Regions from separate parts of the Homo sapiens genome. Here region 2 is linked to region 1. The links are chromatin loops, found by intact Hi-C in ENCODE. Cell type or tissue: ovary. All regions are shown on one strand. Links, peaks and the distances in the headings refer to the core of each region. The heading gives the core; the rest is flanking DNA.

Region 1 (10,823 bases), core at 1,586-9,585:
GGATTACAGGTGCCCGCCACCACGCCCTGCTAATTTGTACTTTTAGTAGAGACAGGGTTTTGCCATGCTGGGCAGGCTGGCCTTGAACCCTGACCTTTGGTGATCTGTCTGCCTCGGCCTCCCAAAGTGCTGGGATTACAGGCGTGAGCCACCGCGCCTGGCCTCAGCATATTTTTTTTGAGGCAGGTTCTCTGTCACACAGGCTGGAGTGCCATGGTACAATCAGCTTACTGCAGCCTCTGAACTCCTGGGCTCAAGTGATTCTGCCACCTCAGTCTCCCGAGTTGCTGGGACTACAGACTTGCACCACCACAGTCGGCTATTTTTTTTTTTAATTTTTAGTAGAGATCTCGCCTTGTTGCCCAGGCTGTTCTTGGACTCCTGGGCTTAAGTGATCCTCCCATTTTGGCCTCCCAAAGTGCTGGGATTCCAGGCATGAGCCACCATTCCCGGCTGTTTTACATTTTGAAGTGGTTGAAAAAGAATAAAAATTGTAACATTTTATGACATATGTAAGTTGTGTGAAATTTAAATTGTAGTGTTTATAAAGTTTTATGGAAACAGCTATGACTTGTTTGCTTATGGGCTGTCACTGTTTTTGTGCTAACAGTAGTGGAGTTGAGTGGTTGTGACAAAGTCCAACAAAGCCTGTAAAATCTACTCTCCTTTTCATTTTACAGACAATATTTGCCAGCCCCTGGTTTAGATATGTGTCTTCAACTTTACAACTTTCAAAACAATTTTATCTCTGGAGATCTTGGGTACCAAGATTATTTGTAGAGTTGCCAGGGCCTTACCAAGATAGACTTTTGGTCTGGGAAGCCTGACTTATCCAGGACTCTTTCCTTGAAGTGCTTTGTGAAGCTCGGGGGCAAATTCTAGCCAAACGCATTTACGGACTTACCGTAAAATGGATGAATGAGACCATACTAGGGAAAGCTTTTACTCTAGGGTAGTGGTTCTGATTGCTAGTTGCAGACTAAAATCACCCAGGGTGCTTAAAGACATTCAAATGAAAGAATCACTGAGGGTGAAGCCTGGGTATTAATGTAAAAATTTCACCTGGTGATTTCTGAGACAGCATCTGTCACCCAGGCTGGAGTGCAGTGGCATGATCGCTGCCTTGACTTCCTGGGCTCAGGTGATCCTCCTGCCTCTGCCTCCTGAGTAGCTGGGACTACAGGCACATGTCACCACACCCAGCTAATTTTTGTATTTTTTTCTTAAAGATGGGGTTTCACCATGTTGCTTAGGTGGGTCTCAAACTCCTGGGCTTAAGCATTCCACCGGCCTTGGCCTCCGTAAGTGCTAGGATTACAGGTGTGAGCCACAGTGCCTCGCTTCTCCCCTGGTTCTTCTAATACGCAACCAGAATTGAAAACCACTGCTCTGGAAGTGGTGTTAGTTATTGGAAGATTGGCCTGGTTTATTCTACTATAATAAGGAAGTAGCAGCACTCACATGTGAATCAAAGGATTCTGCTATTGTCCTCTAGGTTTCTCTGTCTCCAAATGATCCCATGCTGGAAAGGAAACTGAAAAAAACAGAAACTGCATTTTAATTTATATTAGTACCAGTAGAGGTCGCTGTGCTCAAAGAAATAATCATCTTTAAAAAAAAGTTAACATTCTATTCAGAATTTTTTTTTTTTTTTTTTGAGACAGAGTTTTGCTCTTGTTGCTCAGCCTGGAGTGCAGTGGCGCGATTTCGCTCACCGCAACTTCCACCTCCCGGGTTCAAGCTATTTTCCTGCCTCAGCCTCTTGAGTAGTTAGGATTATAGGCATGTGTCACCACCCCTGGCTAATTTTGTATTTTTAGTAGAGACGGGGTTTCTCCATGTTGATCAGGCTGGTCTCAAATTCCCGACCTCAGGTGATCCACCCACCTCAGCCTCCCAAAGTGCTGGGATTACAGGTGTGAGCCACCACGCCCGGCTAATTTTGTATTTTTAGTAGAGATGGGGTTTCACCACGTTGGCCAGGCTGGTTTCAAACCCCTGAGCTCAGGTGATCCACCCGCCTCGACCTCCCAAAGTGGTGGGATTATAGGCATGAGCCACCATGTCTGGCCTAAATATTTTTTTTAGTATAAAAAATTAAGTGTGTTACTTAATTCCTCTTGATTTTTTAAAACTATTTTTTAGTTAGTGGTTGAATCTTACCACAATCTAGTTCTGATTAATACTCTGGTAAAATATAGAAATTACACTCCAATGCTGTTTCCTTTTACTCTTCCCTCTTTTATGCTATATTTATGTATTCTAAACTTGATACTACTGTGTTACAAGTATTGCTTTGTGTAATCTTAACGTCTTTTTTTTTTTTTTTTTTTTGAGACGGAGTCTCACTCTGTTGCCAGGCTGGAGTGCAGTGGCATGATATTGGTTCACTGCAACCTCTGCCTCCTGGGTTCAAGCAGTCCTCCTGCCTCAGCCTCCTGAGTAGCTGGGACTACAGGCACGTGCCACCATGCCCAGCTAATTTTTGTAATTTTAGTAGAGACAGGGTTTCACCATGTTGGCCAGGATGGTCTTGATCTTTTGACCTTGTGATCCACCTGCCTCAGCCTCCCAAAGTGCTGGGATTACAGGCGTGAGCCACCATGCCCGGCTAATCTTATGTCTTTTAAGAGAATAAATGAAAAAATACAATGTCTTATTAATCCATATATTTACTATTTCTGATCTTCTTTATTTCTTTCCATGGATTCTGGTGTAATTTCAGTATGGAGGACTTCCTCTAGTATTTCTCATAAGGCAGGCTTGCTAGCAATGAATTCCCTAGTCTTTATTTCACCTTTGCTTTTGAAGGATAGTTCTGGGTGATAATTGAATCTCTGGTTTTGAAGCACTTTGACCATGTCATTCCACGGCATTCTGGGCTCCATTGTTCCAGATGAGAAGTCAGCTGTTAATTGTACTGGTGCTGGTGGTCCCCTGTAGCGAGGAGTCATTTTTCTCCTGCTGCTTTCAAATTTTGTTTGCTTTTGACATTCAGCAGTTTAAATGTATCAACAGTTTGGTGTATCTAGATGGGAATCTCTATTCTTGAAGTTTGTTGAGCTTCTTAGATTTATAGATAATTGGTTTTCATCAAATTTGGAAGTTTTTTGCCATTATTTTTTTTTGTCCCTCTCTTTGGACTCCCATTACTCATACGCTCATGTGCTTGTTTTCTCACAGGTCTCTGAGGTTCTGTTCAGTTTTCTTCAATCTCTTTTCTGTTTTTCAGGTTGAATAATTCCTATTAATCTACCTTCAAGTTCACTTACTCTTTCTTCTGCTGTCTCAAATCTACTTCTGACTCTCTCTAGTTAACTTTTTTTTTGTTTTGTTTTGTTTTTTTTTGAGACAGTTTCACTGTGTTGCCCAGGCTGGAGTGCAGTGGCGTGATGTTGGCTCACTGCAACCTCTGCCTCCCGGGTTCAAGTGATTCTCGTGCCTCAGCCTCCCAGTATTACAGGCACAGGCACATGGTGATGCCTGGCTAATTTTTGTAGTATTAGTAGAGATGGGGTTTCACCAGGTTGACCAGGCTGGTCTTGAATTACTGTCCTCAAGTGATCCGCCCACCTCAGCCTCCCAAAGTGCTGGGATTACAGGTGTGAGCCATTGTGCCTGGCCTCTCTAGTTAACTTCTTATGCATCATTATACTGTTTTCAACAAACTTCTACTTGATTCCCTTTTTTTTTTTTTTGAGGTAGTGTCTCACTCTGTCACCCAGGATGGAGTGCAGTGGCATGATCTCAGCTTACTGCAACCTCCGCCTCCCAGGTTCAAGCAATTCTCCTGGCTCAGCCTCCCAAGTGGCTGGGATTACAGGTGTGCACCACCACACCTAGCTAATTTTTGCATTTTTAGTACAGATTGGGTTTTGCCATGTTGGCCAGGCTGGTCTCAAACTTCTGGCCTCAGGTGATCTGCCTGCCTCGGGCTCCCAGAGTGCTGGGATTACAGGCGTGAGCCATTGGCCCCAGCCTACTTGATTCCTTTTTATAATCTCCAGTTTTTTTGTTTTTGTTTTTGTTTTCAACATTCTTGTGTTTATCTTTTAAAAGACAGTCTCCCTGTGTTGTCCAGGCTGCAGTGCAGTTGGCTATTCACAGGTGGGATCATAGTATACTATAGTCTTGAACTCCTGGGCTCAAACAAGCCTCCTGTCTCAGCCTCCTGAGTAGCTGGGACTACAGGCATGAACCCCTATGCCCAGCTTCTTATGCTTATTTTAAAATTCTAGGGGGTTGCCTTGTGTCTGCACAGCTTAGGGGGCAGCCACTTTCTGGAGAGTTTGTGCTGACACCTCAACCAGTCAGACTTCTGTCCTCTGCTGATGGATCTTTGTGTAGGTAGGTGAGTAATTTTAATATTCAGGCTGCTTTCAAGTCTATCTTAAGTTTTACTTTTTGTTGAGCCCTTCATCTCTGTTGCACATGTACCCAGCCTCCGATCAGCCAAAAATCTGCTTGCAGCCACGACTGCAACCTCAGGCCAGTAGAGCCATAAGCCCTCCCTGCCTGCACAGCACTGGGATTGTTACTTCCATTGATGATGGTTTGGGTATGGCTGCCACTCACACCTCCAAATGGAGTAAACCCTCTTTCAACCACAGCTGCTTGCTTGTCCTCATGTTCTGTTTTGCCTCAGCAGAACCTTCACAATTACTGAGTTGGAGGAGTGAGGGGGATACGAACAGCCCCAGGCAAGAACACTACAGACTCCCACTATTCCTACTCAAAGCTCAGTAGTTTTTCAGACAACATATCTCAGACTGGAAGGTTTTATGTCTGTTTCCAGAACACCAAAATTGTTTTGAGCTGGGAGTAGTGGTGCGTGCTTATAGTTGCAGGTACTTAGGAGGCTGAGGCTGGAGGGGGGATTGCTTGAGGGCAGGAATTCAAGACCAACCTGGGCAACATAGTAAGACCCCCCATCTCTATAAACAACAAAAAAAATGTTTCGTCCAATTTTTTCAGCATTTTAATTGCTCGAACTATAATAAGGAGAGGATTTGCTGACGTCCTTGCCTGACTGTAGCTGGAAGTGCTGCCCAAAGCACGAGACTTTAATGATGATCTGCGTAACTGAGTTAAGCAGGAAATGCCTTGATTGGGAAAGGATTGCACTCCTGTCCAAACAGCCTCTTGAAAACTGGTGATCCAATTGCTTAAAATGGTTAAGAGTGAAAATGGGAACTGGCCGGGGACCAGGACACATGCTGAGCTTCCTTCCTGCCCTGTGCTGGTAGTCCTGCATTTTTTTCCATGTTCTACTTTTCGTAAACTCTCCAGTTCCACCTCCACAGCATGACATCTTAGTCTTCACAGCAGTGTTTGTGTAATTATTTTAATATGACATCTCACCTTGTACAATTTTTTATTTTTGAGACAGTCTTGCTCTGTAACCCAGGCTGGAGTGCAGTGGTGCAATCTAGGCTCACTGCAACCTCCGCTTCGCAGGTTCAAGCAGTTATCTGCCTCAGCCTCCTGAGTAGCTGGGATTACAGGCACCTGCCACCATGCCTGGCTAATTTTTGTGTTTTTAGTAGAGACGGGATTTCACCATCTTGGCCAGGCTGGTCTTGAACTCCTGACCTAGTGATCCACCCGCCTTGGCCTCCCAAACTGCTGGGATTACAGGCGTGAGCCACCGCGTCCAGCACCTTCTAAAATTTTACTTCTTGCTGGGGCCTTCAGCGATTTTATCATAAAATCACCCAATTATGCTGACATGCTGTCACATGTCACAATCTATGTCTTATAAGCACATGGAAGGGCTTCTCAAGCAAAGTTATGTGTTTCATGAAAAAGGACAGATTGGTTGCTGCCACAAAAAGAGTTTCTCTAAATTTTTGCTTCCCTCAGATGCATGGTGTGACAAATGTAGCCTTTTTTTTTTTTAAGACAGAGTCTCGCTCTGTCGCCCAGGCTGGAGTGCAGTGGCGAGATCTCGGCTCACTCCAACCTCCACTTCCCTGGTTCAAGCAATTTCCCTCTCTCAGCCTCCTGAGTAGCTGGGATTACAGGTGCATGCCACCACGCCCAGCTAATTTTTTTGTATTATTAGTAGAGACGGTTGGCCAGACTGGTCTCAAACCAGGTTTCACCTGGTTGGCCAGACTGGTCTCAAACTCCTGACCTCAGGCAATCCACCCACCTTGGCCTCCCAAAGTGCTGGGATTACAGATGTGAGCCACAGCGCCTGGCCGCCTTTTTTACTTGCTTTTATAAACACCATTAATTTAAAGGCCAGTAACTTATTTCAGCTGCCCTACAGGCAATGAATATCCTTACTTGGACTACTGTAGACTTGGCTTCTTATAAAAACAATAATCTTTTTGGACAGAAGAAAACAAAGTATTTGGCTAATTAATTAATTAATTTGGCATTCTCAAACCTAGAGGCCATTACATTAAGAACTAGTTTGTAGTTGTTACATTTCTTTGTTTTGTCTCAGTGGATCCAGGGCTGGAATCGCCCCCATAGTGGCAGCAGGGGAGACCCCATCAGGGAGTGATCCAAACTATCTCGAGATAGGGCCGGCTGGGATTTCAAAGAAAGAAGCTCTAAGCGCCAGGGTGATCAATCCAAAGCATTTATTAGAGGAACTTCCTTACAGAGTGCTGCAGCAATGGTTGAGAGAGAAAAGGGGTGTTCTGCCCAGGTATATCAGCAGTGAGGGAGTTTCTATGACAGTTAAAGGAATTTGGCTCAGGGCCAGAGCCAGTTTCTTTTTTCTTTTTCTTTTTTTTTTTTTTTTTTTTTGAGACAGAGTCTTGCTGTCACCCAGGCTGGAGTGCAATGAGAGTCTTGCTGTGACCCAGGCTGGAGTGCAATGGCATGATTTTGGCTCACTGCAACCTCCGCCTCCTGGGCTTAAGCAATTCTCCTGCTTCAGCTTCCCGACTAACTGAGATTACAGGCACCCGCCACCATGCCCAGCTAATTTTTTTGTATTTTTTTTTTTTTTTTTAGTTGAGACGGGGTTTCACCATGTTGGCCAGGCTGGTCTTGAATGCCTGATCTCAGGTGATCCACCCGCCTCGGCCTCCCAAAGTGTTGGGATTACAGGCGTGAGCCACTGCGCCCGGCCCAGTGCCAGTTTCTTTTAGTGTTTTAGGGAACAACCTAGACAGATTTATCAGTGCCTGGGAATGTTCAAGGCCCGGTTTGGGTTCAAGCCTGCTAGGAAAAATCTGCAGCTGGCTAGGTGACAAAGGTCAAGGCACTCTGTGACTTTTGGTCAGGATACAGAAAGCAGGGGCAACTGGCAACTCTACACTTGTGAATAAGAAAATGTTCATTCTCTTCTTCTCTGGGATTTCCTAAATGATTGCTGGCACCTAGAGTATGAGAACCCTGCGTCGAACAATTTAATAATCAAATTGGTAGCTAGGTTGCAGTCAGCTTAATAGTTCACCTCTGAGGCCTCTTGGCTAATGTATATATTGGTAACTTTAATAAGAGTGGAGAGATCTGCAGGCAGCATCTTGCTCAAGTCACCAAAGTTAACCTCACCAGTGAGAAGACAACTGAGCATGTACCTCACCTGACTGGCTGCTGTGGGCAGCATCACACCTGACCTGAATCCCTTCACAGACCCAGCAGAGGGCTGTGTACAGAGCAGGTGCTCAGAAAAATCCATGCTGAAGTGAATTAAAAAATAAACAAGATCTTTGGTTTATTATCGGTTACAAAGAAAGAGGAGGTGTGGAAAGCTACTTCCACTGAGATAGCTTTCCTAACTGTTAGGTAGGAAAATGCCAGGGCTCCCACTGGAGGGCAAAGTAGAATCCAGAACACACCCATATTCTTGGTCCATTTCCCAAAGGTCCACGCCTGAGAGATTTCAAGCTGAGTAAAGGAACAAGTCTTCTGAAGATGCAGATTTTGGTTTTATTTCAATTCAGTACAGCATACACTAGTATAACATACTTTTTTTTTTTTTTTTCAAAATCACCAACCAAAACCCATCACTGATACTTTGATTGTCTAGGAAAGAAGGAGCCCCAGCCTTGTCACATACAATCTCTGTCCCTGGTGCAATGTCATCCTCACTGTGCTGTGAAAGGCAAGGCTCTCTCCTCACCCTAATAGCTCCTGTTTCCAGTGCTTGCCTGTCTTTCTTCCCAAGCGTTGGCCGGGCTGTGCTTTCTCAGTTAACCCAAAGGCTCTTGCAGGCCTTTTCCTCTCGGAAGTCCCCTCCCTCTCCCGAGAGAGAGAGCTGCTTTTTTTTCCTTTTTTTTTTTTTTTTTTTTGAGATCGAGTTTTGCTCTGTTGCCCAGTGCAGTGGCATGATCTCGGCTCACTGCAACCTCCACCTCCCAGGTTCAAGCGATTCTCCTGCTTCAGCCTCCCAAGTAGCTGGGACTACAGGTGCGTGCTACCACACCCAGCTAATTTTTTATGTAGAGACGGGGTTTCACCGTGTTAGCCAGGATGGTCTCGATCTCCTGACCTCGTGATCCGCCTGCCTCGGCCTTCCAAAGTGCTGGGATTACAGGCGTGAGCCACCGTGCCCGGCCTCAACTTTTTATTTATTAGCTTGTTGGTCTTCAACCTCTGTAAGCCTCAGTTTCCTCACTTATCAATCATCTACTGCTGTATAGAGACAGGTCCATCTCCTAGCATGCAGGGTGAGGCTAATGTGACATTTGAAAACTCCAGAGTGCTGCTGACAGTGGTTGGAGGTGAAGGAGGAGGAAATAAAAGCAATGTGAGAATAGCTTTAAAGAAAGGAAGGGCAAAAAGTTGAAAAGAAAGAGGCAGTGTGGAGAGATGGAGCCAACAGCAGCATGGGAGTCCCTGGCTAGGGTCAGGGCTTAGATGACGACATTGTTGGTTGGGTTCACTTGCCCTCTGAACTGCACAGGGAATCGAGCTGGTCATTAGACATGGCCTGGAGCCAGTCACTGGAAAAGGAAATCAATACCCAGACTGATTCTCAGAACAGCCACCATTTGTATGATTTTAATCCATAGAATCATTCTGAAAGCTTCTTAATCTTCACCTTTTTTCTGGACAGGAGACAGGTGGCTGAGCCTAGCCCTGGACTGGATCATATCTTCACACTTCCTTAAGCCACAGAAAACTTGAACCAGGTGGTGTGGTCATACTCCTCACCAGGCCTCAGCAGCACAGGAGGGAAGCGGGGCTGTGAAGGGGAAACAACACAGGTGATGCTTGACACCGCAGGCTGCAACATTAACCATTTGGGTGTGCTTCTGGACGGGCTTCTAGACCAGTGCTCTGTGGATGGCTGCCAGTGCGGGAACTGTTTATGATTGGTTCATAGTGAGATAAAGAACTTTAATCAGAGTGAAAAAAGCACACTTTGTTAAAGGAAGGCTTTCCTGATGAAGGGAAGCAGTGTGTTGATCTATAATCTGGTGTAAGGTGTAGGCTTTTTTTTTTTTTTTTTGAGATGGAGTCTTGCTCTGTTGCCCAGGCTGGAGTGCAGTGGGGCGATCTCAGCTCACTGCAAACCCCGCTTCCTGGGTTCAAGCGATTCTCCTGCCTCAGCCTCCAGAGTAGCTGGGATCACAGGCACCTGCCACCATGCCCAGATAATTTTTTTATTTTTACTAGAGACAGGGTTTTGTCATGTTGACCGGGCTGGTCTCGAACTCCTGACCTCAAGTGATACACCTGCCTCAGACTCTCAAAGTGCTGGGATTACAGGTGTGAGCCACCGCACCTGGCCCTTTTTTTTTTTTTTTTTTAAAGACAGGGTCTCATTCTGTTGCACAGGCTGGAGTGCAGTGGTGTGATCATGGCTCACTGCAGCCTTGACCTCCCAGGCTCAGGGATCCTCCCACCTCAGCCTCCCAAGTAGCTGGGGCCACAGGTGTGCACTACCACACCTGGCTAATTTTTCTAATAATCTGTAAAGATGGGGTCTCCCTGTGTTGCCCAGGTTAGCCTCAATCTCAGGCTCAAGCAATCCTCCCGCCTCAGCCTCCCAAAGTGCTGGGATTACAGGCATGAGCCACCTTGCCCAGCCCAAGGTGCAAGCTTCTTATTGTGGGCTGGCACTTTCAGGAGTACTGCTCTGGGTAACAACCAGAAAAGAAAGTTATGAGGGAGCACATAGGAGGAGACGATATGGAAGCTCTCCTTAAGTGTGGCTGCAGAAAACGAGAAGGTATTGTTAAGGAGAAACAAACTGGATAAAGGCTTTGAAGGTACAAAATTTCAGCTTTCTTAAAACCATGTAAATCCCATGTTAGTAGCTTGGCTATGGGTTTTCTGTGACTTGCAGAAGAGAATAAGCATGAACTTTTGAGCCGGGCACAGTGGCTCACGCCTATAATCCTAGCACTTTGGGAGGCCAAGGCAGGTGGATCACCTGAGGTCAGGGGTTTTGAGACCAGCCTGGCCAACATGGTGGAACCCTGTCTCTACTAAAAATACAAAAATTAAGCAGGCATGGTGGTAGGCGCCTGTAATCCTAGCTACTTGGAAGGCTGGGGCAGGAGAATCGCTTGGACCCAGGAGGCGGAGGTTGCAGTGAGCTGAGATCGTGCCCAGGAGGCGGAGGTTGCAGTGAGCTGAGATCGTGCCACTGCACTACAGCCTAGGCGACAAGAGTGAGACTCTGTCTCAAAAAACAAACCAAACAAACAAAGCATGAACTTTTGAATCATACAAGCTGATTCGAGTGTAGTGAACTCTGTCGTACAGTGTGACCTTGGACACAACTCTACTCTGAAAAGCCAGCCTGTGGCATTACCTGATTGACTGCATCAGGCCAGTTCTGAGTCTCCAGGCAGAAACCGGAGTGCTTGGGATAGACAGCTCCATTCTTGCCCTTTAATGTGCCATCC
Region 2 (8,000 bases), core at 1-8,000, 160 kb after region 1:
GGGACATAAACTTAAAGCATAAGATATTCTTTAGATTTAATTAGACATTTTGTATTTTAAATATAGACTTATTAATATATAGTAATATATTTATAATATTCGGTGTTGGGAAAACATGTAACTAATCTAGTGTAGGTACTCTGTTTTTTGTTATATCTCTGGTGTGTAACAATGCAGCTGTGTAAATTATAGATGCTCAAGAAATTTCTTGATAGTTGAATAATTACTCCTAAGTAGGTATTTAGATTCTTAGATGACTCAGGCGTCTTGTTTAGTGACATGTAACTGTATGGTCTTCCTTGGGTCTTTTCTTTATGGCCATTGTCCCTTGAAAAATGAGTACCAGAGTTGTTCTAATATTATCTCTTAATACATATTTATTACTATAACACAAGTGATTATAATATTAAACATTTCAGTGTCACATTTGGAAAAAATATTCATTGATTATAGTTTTGGTTTATTAATTTTATATCATCAGAAGTTATTTTAGTCACCTGTTAAGAAAATAAAAATTGAGGATTCATTTAGGACATAAAATAGGTGACAGTGCTTTCCAAATGTTCCATTGGAACTTCTTTAATGTGGGTGTATTGTGTAGGTGAAGAAATACCTTAAGATTTATTAAAGTATAATAATTTTAGGCCAGCATGGTGGCTCATACCTATAATCTTAGTTCTTTAGGAGACTGAGGTAGTAGGATCCCTTGAGCTCAGGAGTTTGAGACAGCCTGGACAACATAGTGAGACTCTGTCTCTACAAAAAACGAAAAAATTAACCTTGTGTGGTGGTGCATGCCTTGAAGTCTCAGCTACTCGGGAGGCTGAGGCGGGAGATCGTTTCAGCCTGGGAAGTCAGGGCTGTAGGGAACTGTGATCGTGCCACTGCACTCTAGCCTAGGCAACAGTGTGAGACCCTGTCTCAAGAAAAAAGTAATAATTTTAAGAATTAATTTTATTAATCAATAGAAATGACATCTTGACAGTTGATAGTTTTTAGGTAAAACAAAACGAAGTATAGCTTTAATGTTTTTTCAGATGTAAAGTGTGAAGAAATCTTTTTCTTTTCCTTCATAGGATGTTTTATATACTGTATGCAACCCTGTTGGCAAAGTGCAACGTATTGTTATATTCAAGAGAAATGGGATACAAGCAATGGTTGAATATCCTTTATTTGTAAATTTTTATTGATGTGTAATTCATACGGATCTTATTTTTTCTGGCTTAAGCATTTCTAGACAAGTGGTGTTTACTTTGTCCTCTCACAAAAATCTACGTGACTTAGCTTTAAAAAATGAAACTGCAGTACTCATAGGGAATTTTACTATTTATGATAAGAATAACTTGCTACCAGAAAGCAATCTAGTGCTTCCTTTTTAAGCTGTTAAATAACACTATTTGAAGATATGTACACTTGTACTATTTTGGAATTTATCCTAAGTGAACTTTTCTGACTCCCTCTTAAAGTAGTTTGGAAGTACCAAAACTTTAGAGTCAGTAAAATCTTACCTTTTTTTATTGAACCTTTAAAATGGTAATGGTTTATGTAAAAACTTCTTTATGTTAAATTTGTCACACATTGAGTAAGAAGAGCAAGTTACAAAATAGTATAGATAATACACTTTCCCCCAAGCTGGACCCATCTTAAATAATAATAATAAAGAGAAAACCCCAACCTACGTGTGCATGTGTATGCATAGAAGAAGGTAGGGATATACAGCAAACGCTTTAATAGTGCTTACTTCTGGCAAGGGACTTATGTTTTATCTTTGTTTTTTTACCTTATATACCTTTGTGATTTTATTTTTTTAAGATTATGGACTTAAGTAATTTTTTTAAAAACTGATAAAATTTTAGATAGAGTATTATAAAACTATGCCTTCTCAGAAATATGTAAAAATCATGTATTTGTTTTGTATTACTTTGGCTCTTTGTAATGTTCTTCTTAAAGAGTAAAATCTTTTCTGTTTCAAGGTTGCAAGTTGTCCTTTGCTAGGGAATGGGACCATGCTCCATTATCTCCTCTGCTTTCCGATTTATAAAGTACTAATGATGACCTAAAAGAATTAAGGTAGATAGTTCGGTTGTATTATGTTTTCTTTGGTACCCTTGATTTTTTTTTTTTTTTTAAGATGGAGTTTTGCTTTTTGTTGCCCAGGGTGGTCAAGTGATTCCCGTGTCTCAGCCTCCCAAGTAGCTGGGATGACAGGCACCTGCCACCACACCCAGCTAATTTTTGTATTTTTAGTAGAGATGGGGCTTCACCATGTTGGCCAGGCTGGTCTCGAACTCCTGAGCTCAGGCTGTTCACCTGGTTCAGCCTCCCAAAGTGCTGGGATTACAGGCGTGAGCAACTGTGCCCAGCCACCCTTGATCTTAAAAATAAATTCTCCTGGCCAGGCGCAGTGACTCACGTCTGTGATCCCAGCACTTTGGGAGGCCGAGGCGGGCGGATCACGAAGTCAAGAGATCGAGACAATCCTGGTCAACATGGTGAAACCCCGTATCTACTAAAAAAATTAAAAATTAGCCGGGTGCGGTGGCACACACCTGTAGTCCCAGCTACTTGGGAGGCTGAGGCAGGAGAATTGCTTGAACCCGGGAGGTGGAGGTTGCATTGAGCCCAGGTCGCGCCACTGCACTCCTGGTGATAGAGCAAGACTCCGTCTCAAAAACAAAACAAAACAAAAAATTCTCTTAAAATTCATCCTGAAATTGGTAAAACATTTCCAGAAGTAAAAGAGCTACTTCTGATTATTTTCAATCCTGTCCTTTGGGAGTGAATAATGATTAAGTATCAGATACCTTAAACCGAATTTCCTTAATAGAGCTTATGTTTGAATCAGTCCTTTGTGCCCAGAAAGCTAAAGCAGCACTCAATGGAGCTGATATATATGCTGGATGTTGCACACTAAAAATTGAATATGCACGGGTAAATATTTTTTTCAACACCCTACCCAAGAAATATTTATGCTTTGGATATGCAGTTTGAACTTACATTATTTTCAATCTTAACAGCCAACTCGTCTAAATGTTATTAGGAATGACAATGACAGTTGGGACTACACTAAACCATATTTGGGAAGACGAGGTAGGTATTTTATACATTTTAGAATGTACTTGATCTGCTGACAAATTTTTATATGCAGTTAGATTCTTTTTTCCTGAGATGAGCTAGTTAATTCAAATGAAAACCTTGTTGATGAATGCTTTTGTTGCAAAAGGCCATGTAATGCTGGAAAATAACCTTGAACATTAGTGCCCCCTACTGGTATGTACTGAGCTATTTATATTTAGTTCAACAAGGAGCCCACACATTCAGGCACGCCCGCAGTTCAAGGACTTGCATTTCTCCAAGCAGCTCTCTCTCTTTGGAGGAGAGGAAACTGATTCAGAATATTCCTTACAAACTGCAAACTTGCACACTGCTTCTCTATGGAAAGGACTTTCCCCCAAGCTGGACGAGGCATTAAGAAGGATAGAGGACTCCAGCAGGCTGACTCTACACTTCATCATGCACAACATCGGCATCAGCAAAAAGCCCTCTGAAAAACTCAGACTCGCAATTCACCTTGACTGCATACTGCATGCACCATCACCCCAAGTTTTTAAAGGAGGACACTTAACAGTACTTCAGAATTGCATGGGATGAACACCATGATAGACTGTGCCCATTTATACAAGTTGTATGTATATATTGGTCTGATTTCCCTTAAGGTTTCAGTTGTAGAATTTAAGACTTTCCACTAACGGAAACTAGACTTCATCTGCAATGTTGTAAATCTTAATGCCCATTACTGTGACTGTGTGCAGCTTAGATTCAAATTGTTAATTGGCAAATAACCAGGACCAGTTTATTAACAGGTCTTGGGAATTGATAATGCTCAACCAATCCACACAGATAGAAAAATAAAAGGATTAGAAAGGTGCACACTTGCTGCATTGTTTACTTTTTAAATTTTTTGTTTTTTTCTCAATTGTGGTCACTGAACAGAAATTCTAACATAATGAAAAGGTGCATTATATGTGAAAGACGTTCTTCTGTGTGGTTTGATTTTTGTAAAGTGGCTGTTTATAAGTTGTCACTTTTTGTAACAATTTAAGGTTATCACTGTCAATTTGTGTAACTAGAAATTTTGACATTTCAAATGTAGGTGAAAGTAACATGTCTGTTCAAGATAGAATATCTTTAAACTTGATAAATCTGAAAATAAGAGCATTTCATTTGGGATGCATCTTCACCTATAAGTGCTAGATTTCGTGAGGATAAATTTGACTGATAAAATTGTTCAACTAACTGTGTGGCAATTCTGGAATATACAAATTAAAATGTGGATCTTGTAAAAACAAGGGGGCTGCAGTATTGGCTACATCTTAACTACAATATCAGTGTTTGAACTACAGGGTGGAAAAGCTCAAGATGAGTATGTCTGTAAAAGTCAGTAACTAGAAAAAAATTTTATGGCATACAAAATACCTTGGGGAGTGGGTACTCTATAGTGCATGTACTCTAGCAAAAAGAAAAAGACAATGTGATGATTGATCTTTTGCATGTTTGCATATTTAGGACTTTTAGATGATTGGCTCCTTTAACTCTCAATTCCCAGGAAATCATCTTGCCTTATGCATGAAATTGCAAATAGGTTTGTTTTGTAATGCAGCTTTGGCTAGACCCCATGTTTTTCACTACTTATGGAAATCTGCCTGGCCTTGGGTTGGTACAGTTGATGTCAGTATTAGAAAGCACATCCTTAGCACTGAAACAACCGGACAAGTGGTTGATGAGAAATGTCTCACTTCTGTCAATTTACAGTTATTGACCACTCGGTTTTGTTTTTTTAAAAAAATCTCATTTGAAATAGTTGTGGTTACATTTTTCTCAGGGGCTCTTTAAACAGGTGTAGATAAGCTTATTTTAATAGTGTTTACATCTATTCTTTTAAAGGGTCTGATGTTTACACAAAGCCAGCTGAGGTTAGTTCTTCATATAATTCTAGTCAGATAAGTTTAGAAATGTATAAGGTATATATGTGAATAGTGAAATATAATTAAAGCACGTAAAACGTTTTTAGTTTATGCTTTGAAGGAAAATTTTTTGTTTTCTAATTCCTTACAGATATTTGTCTTGCGAGACCATAACAGTTTATGTTTTTGTTTCTGTAGAGCTCTTAGCTTGCACTCAAATTGATAGCTATTGAAACTGTTAGGTTGCTATCCCCAAATAAAGACCTTCATAACATTTTTTTTTTTAACCAAAAAAAATAAAAACTTTTTTAAAAACATACCCTCACTTTTTTCAAAGCCCTTTTCAGCTTGAATTACATTTTAGTGTAAAGAATCCCTAACCAGGACGCCAGGGAACCCCTCCAGAAATCTTAGAACCTGTAGTAGATAGGTGCATCTTTTTGGGGAGAATGTTCACAGCTTCCATCAGATCATTTGACTCTAGGAAAGCTTACCACTGTTTAGAAACTGATATATTTAGGGTTCAACTTTCTGCTCACTTCTGTTTTACGTGACCTGTTACGCAGTGAATACTTCAAATGAAGTGAATTATTATTAATTTTTTAATTATTTTATTTTATTTTATTATTATTATACTTTAAGTTTTAGGGTACATGTGCACAATGTGCAGGTTAGTTACATATGTATACATGTGCCATGCTGGTGTGCTGCACCCATTAACTCGTCATTTAGAAGTGAATTATTAATGAGAATGTTTGGCTGAAAGATAGCTTGGAAGATAATCTACTCTAACTCCTTCATTTATGAATGAAAATTGTTTCTGTGACTATACAGCAAATTAGTGGTTTAAGTTGGAATCGTCTGATTCCCAACCCAGTTCTCTTTCCTTTATAGCACACTGTTAACTGTATCAATAAAACTGAGTCATGAAGACATTATGGTTGTTGTGGTTTTAAGATTCCTAGGTCAGATAAGGATTTGTATTTAGTGTTTGATGGCGTATGCTTAAGCAGAGGAACATTAACAGAATGGATTAGTAGGCTAGATTGGCTCAAAAGGAGTGAGACTTGCGTGATGAGAGACGTTAGAAGCCATGTGGTAGAAGGAACTGTGAATGTTAGGATTGAAGAAGAAATGACTTTGGGGAAATGGGGTCGGGGGGACAGTCATAATAACTTCTTGAGCATTTAGAAGAGGTTTTGGCCAACGACTAAGTCTGTAAGGCCCTAAATGGGGTAGAATATGGGTAGAGGATCAATTTCTATACAATATAAAAATTCATTTTCTCACAATTTAGGGCTATCTGGAAATCTTATTATTGGTTTTGGGTAAGCAGAAGCTAAATGGTCCCAACTTACAGAGATGATGTAAAGAGAATTTTTACATTGAGTAAAAGTTAAACTAGATGGCCTCAGTCCCTTTCAATGCCACAATAACTTGGAATAGGTGATTAAAACTCTACTTCTCTAGACTGAAGTGAAAATTAAAGTATTTCTCATCTCCCATAAACCTCATTTGTTTAGGTGACTAAGGATATAGGTAAAGGCTCTCTGAATTTTCAAGGATTAGAATGACCAGAGTCTTGAGATACATATTTTTAAAAATCTTATTGGGCACTGTAATTTCATCAGCAAACTTTCTAAAAGTATTGTATAATGATTTTTAAAATTTACTAACATAGGAGGTGCTATTTTAGAAACTTATAAATAATTTTTTTGTTGATGTCTCTAATTAGATTTGGGAAAATTGGCATGCCTTTTCTGAAAACGTAGCTAGAATAAAAATTATCCTTTAGAGTATTGTAGTATTCTCATCCAATAATGTAGCCCCCTTGGTTAGCTTTATCTTGGCATCTTTAAAGTTTGGGGTTGCTCATAGTCCTACCTGGTGTTATGGTCAATAGACAATGACCTATTCATGATATAATATGAGTCAGTGATGTGAACATTTTCAGCTCTCAAGTCAGGTGTTTGTAAATATGTGCATATACTTATAAAATACTCTGTGTTTACTGATTGTGAAACCATGTAATACAGGTTGTTGTTGGCTTATGCTGAAACTTCTTGAAAGAAGCCCACTTTGAAAATGTGTTGCTGTTGAAGCTAATAGTATGATTCAGGTACTGTCTTTCAAAAGTACTGCACTTAAAGCTTGTTTTAAAGACATGTATTGGTAAAAACTTCTGTACAGTGTCAAACTTCTAGCATTGTGTACATTCACTTTCTGAAAAGTATCCATTCTTCCTTAAATTTGAAAGTGTGATTGTATTTGGCATTTGCCAAAAAGATATATTCAAGTTAAGTGGAATTTGTTAGATGGAATTAATTTTTTACACTCTTGGTGTTGTGTTTAAATTGGATATGAATGGATGTTTAAAGTTAACCAGGAATCGTATTTCTTTTATGAATTGTTGTATTGGATGTTTTGAATGGGTGTTTCCCATCTGAGAACTCCATTAAGTACTTGGGTCAAAATTGTTAAAACCATGTTTCTACTTTTGTGTCAGATAGAGGAAAGGGTCGCCAGAGACAAGCCATTTTGGGAGAACACCCTTCTTCGTTTAGACATGATGGCTATGGTAAGTTGTCAAGGTAGAAAGAAGGTAGTATAGATGAACTGTTTGACTTGCTGCATTTCTGATGAAGTATGGCACATTTCTTGTCTATTTTTCCTGCGTATCTGCCTCGGTTTATATGGGATCAGTCCCTTGTAATGTACTCCCAGGAGTTGTCCAAAATTTGTTTTCTTAGGATAATGATTTAAAAAAAATCCTTGAGATAAGTGAGAGCTACTAGTTGGGGATTGAATACTTTTTTGCCATTATATTTTGGTTTGGTTTTGATTTTTAATGGGTTCTGGCTTGTAAGAGGACCAGAAAGAAGAATTATTGTTCAGTAAGTGTATTTTCTTTCATTCCAGCAATTAGCAACAAAGAGGAATTTTGAGTAATAAAGGCAGAAAGAATAGGGTATTTGTCAAAAAGGAAACATGCTTCTGGTTAGACTCACCTTATAGTTCTGTAGCTAGTATTTTGGT

The links. Peaks named below come from ENCODE experiments on the same cell type or tissue, not always from the same donor. Only the 100,000 strongest peaks of a DNase experiment are listed, where the experiment ranks them.
Region 2: a loop joins it to region 1, with 3 times the contacts of the local background. A loop is called at or near these places in 106 of 110 quality-filtered maps.

The regions. Positions count from the first base shown.
Region 1 is chr2:38,731,816-38,742,638 of GRCh38, reverse strand. It overlaps GALM (galactose mutarotase), which reads right to left. Exons shown (of 7, transcript NM_138801.3): 6 at 10,730-10,823; 7 at 7,874-9,151. The coding sequence ends at 9,074. It overlaps LOC124905993 (a long non-coding RNA gene), which reads left to right and starts at 9,089. Exons shown (of 3, transcript XR_007086292.1): 1 at 9,089-9,173. RefSeq lists a silencer at 1,629-1,801. In ovary, for the core only: no CTCF peak of the experiment used is centred there; a DNase peak (open chromatin) is centred at 5,197.
Region 2 is chr2:38,577,003-38,585,002 of GRCh38, reverse strand. HNRNPLL (heterogeneous nuclear ribonucleoprotein L like) reads left to right here. Exons shown (of 13, transcript NM_138394.4): 4 at 1,077-1,162; 5 at 2,835-2,931; 6 at 3,018-3,090; 7 at 7,471-7,542. Among named protein-coding and RNA genes, the nearest start is that of HNRNPLL, 22 kb to the left of the region's middle. In ovary, for the core only: a CTCF peak has its summit at 3,270 (motif pointing left); a DNase peak (open chromatin) is centred at 3,326; H3K27ac peaks cover 419 bases.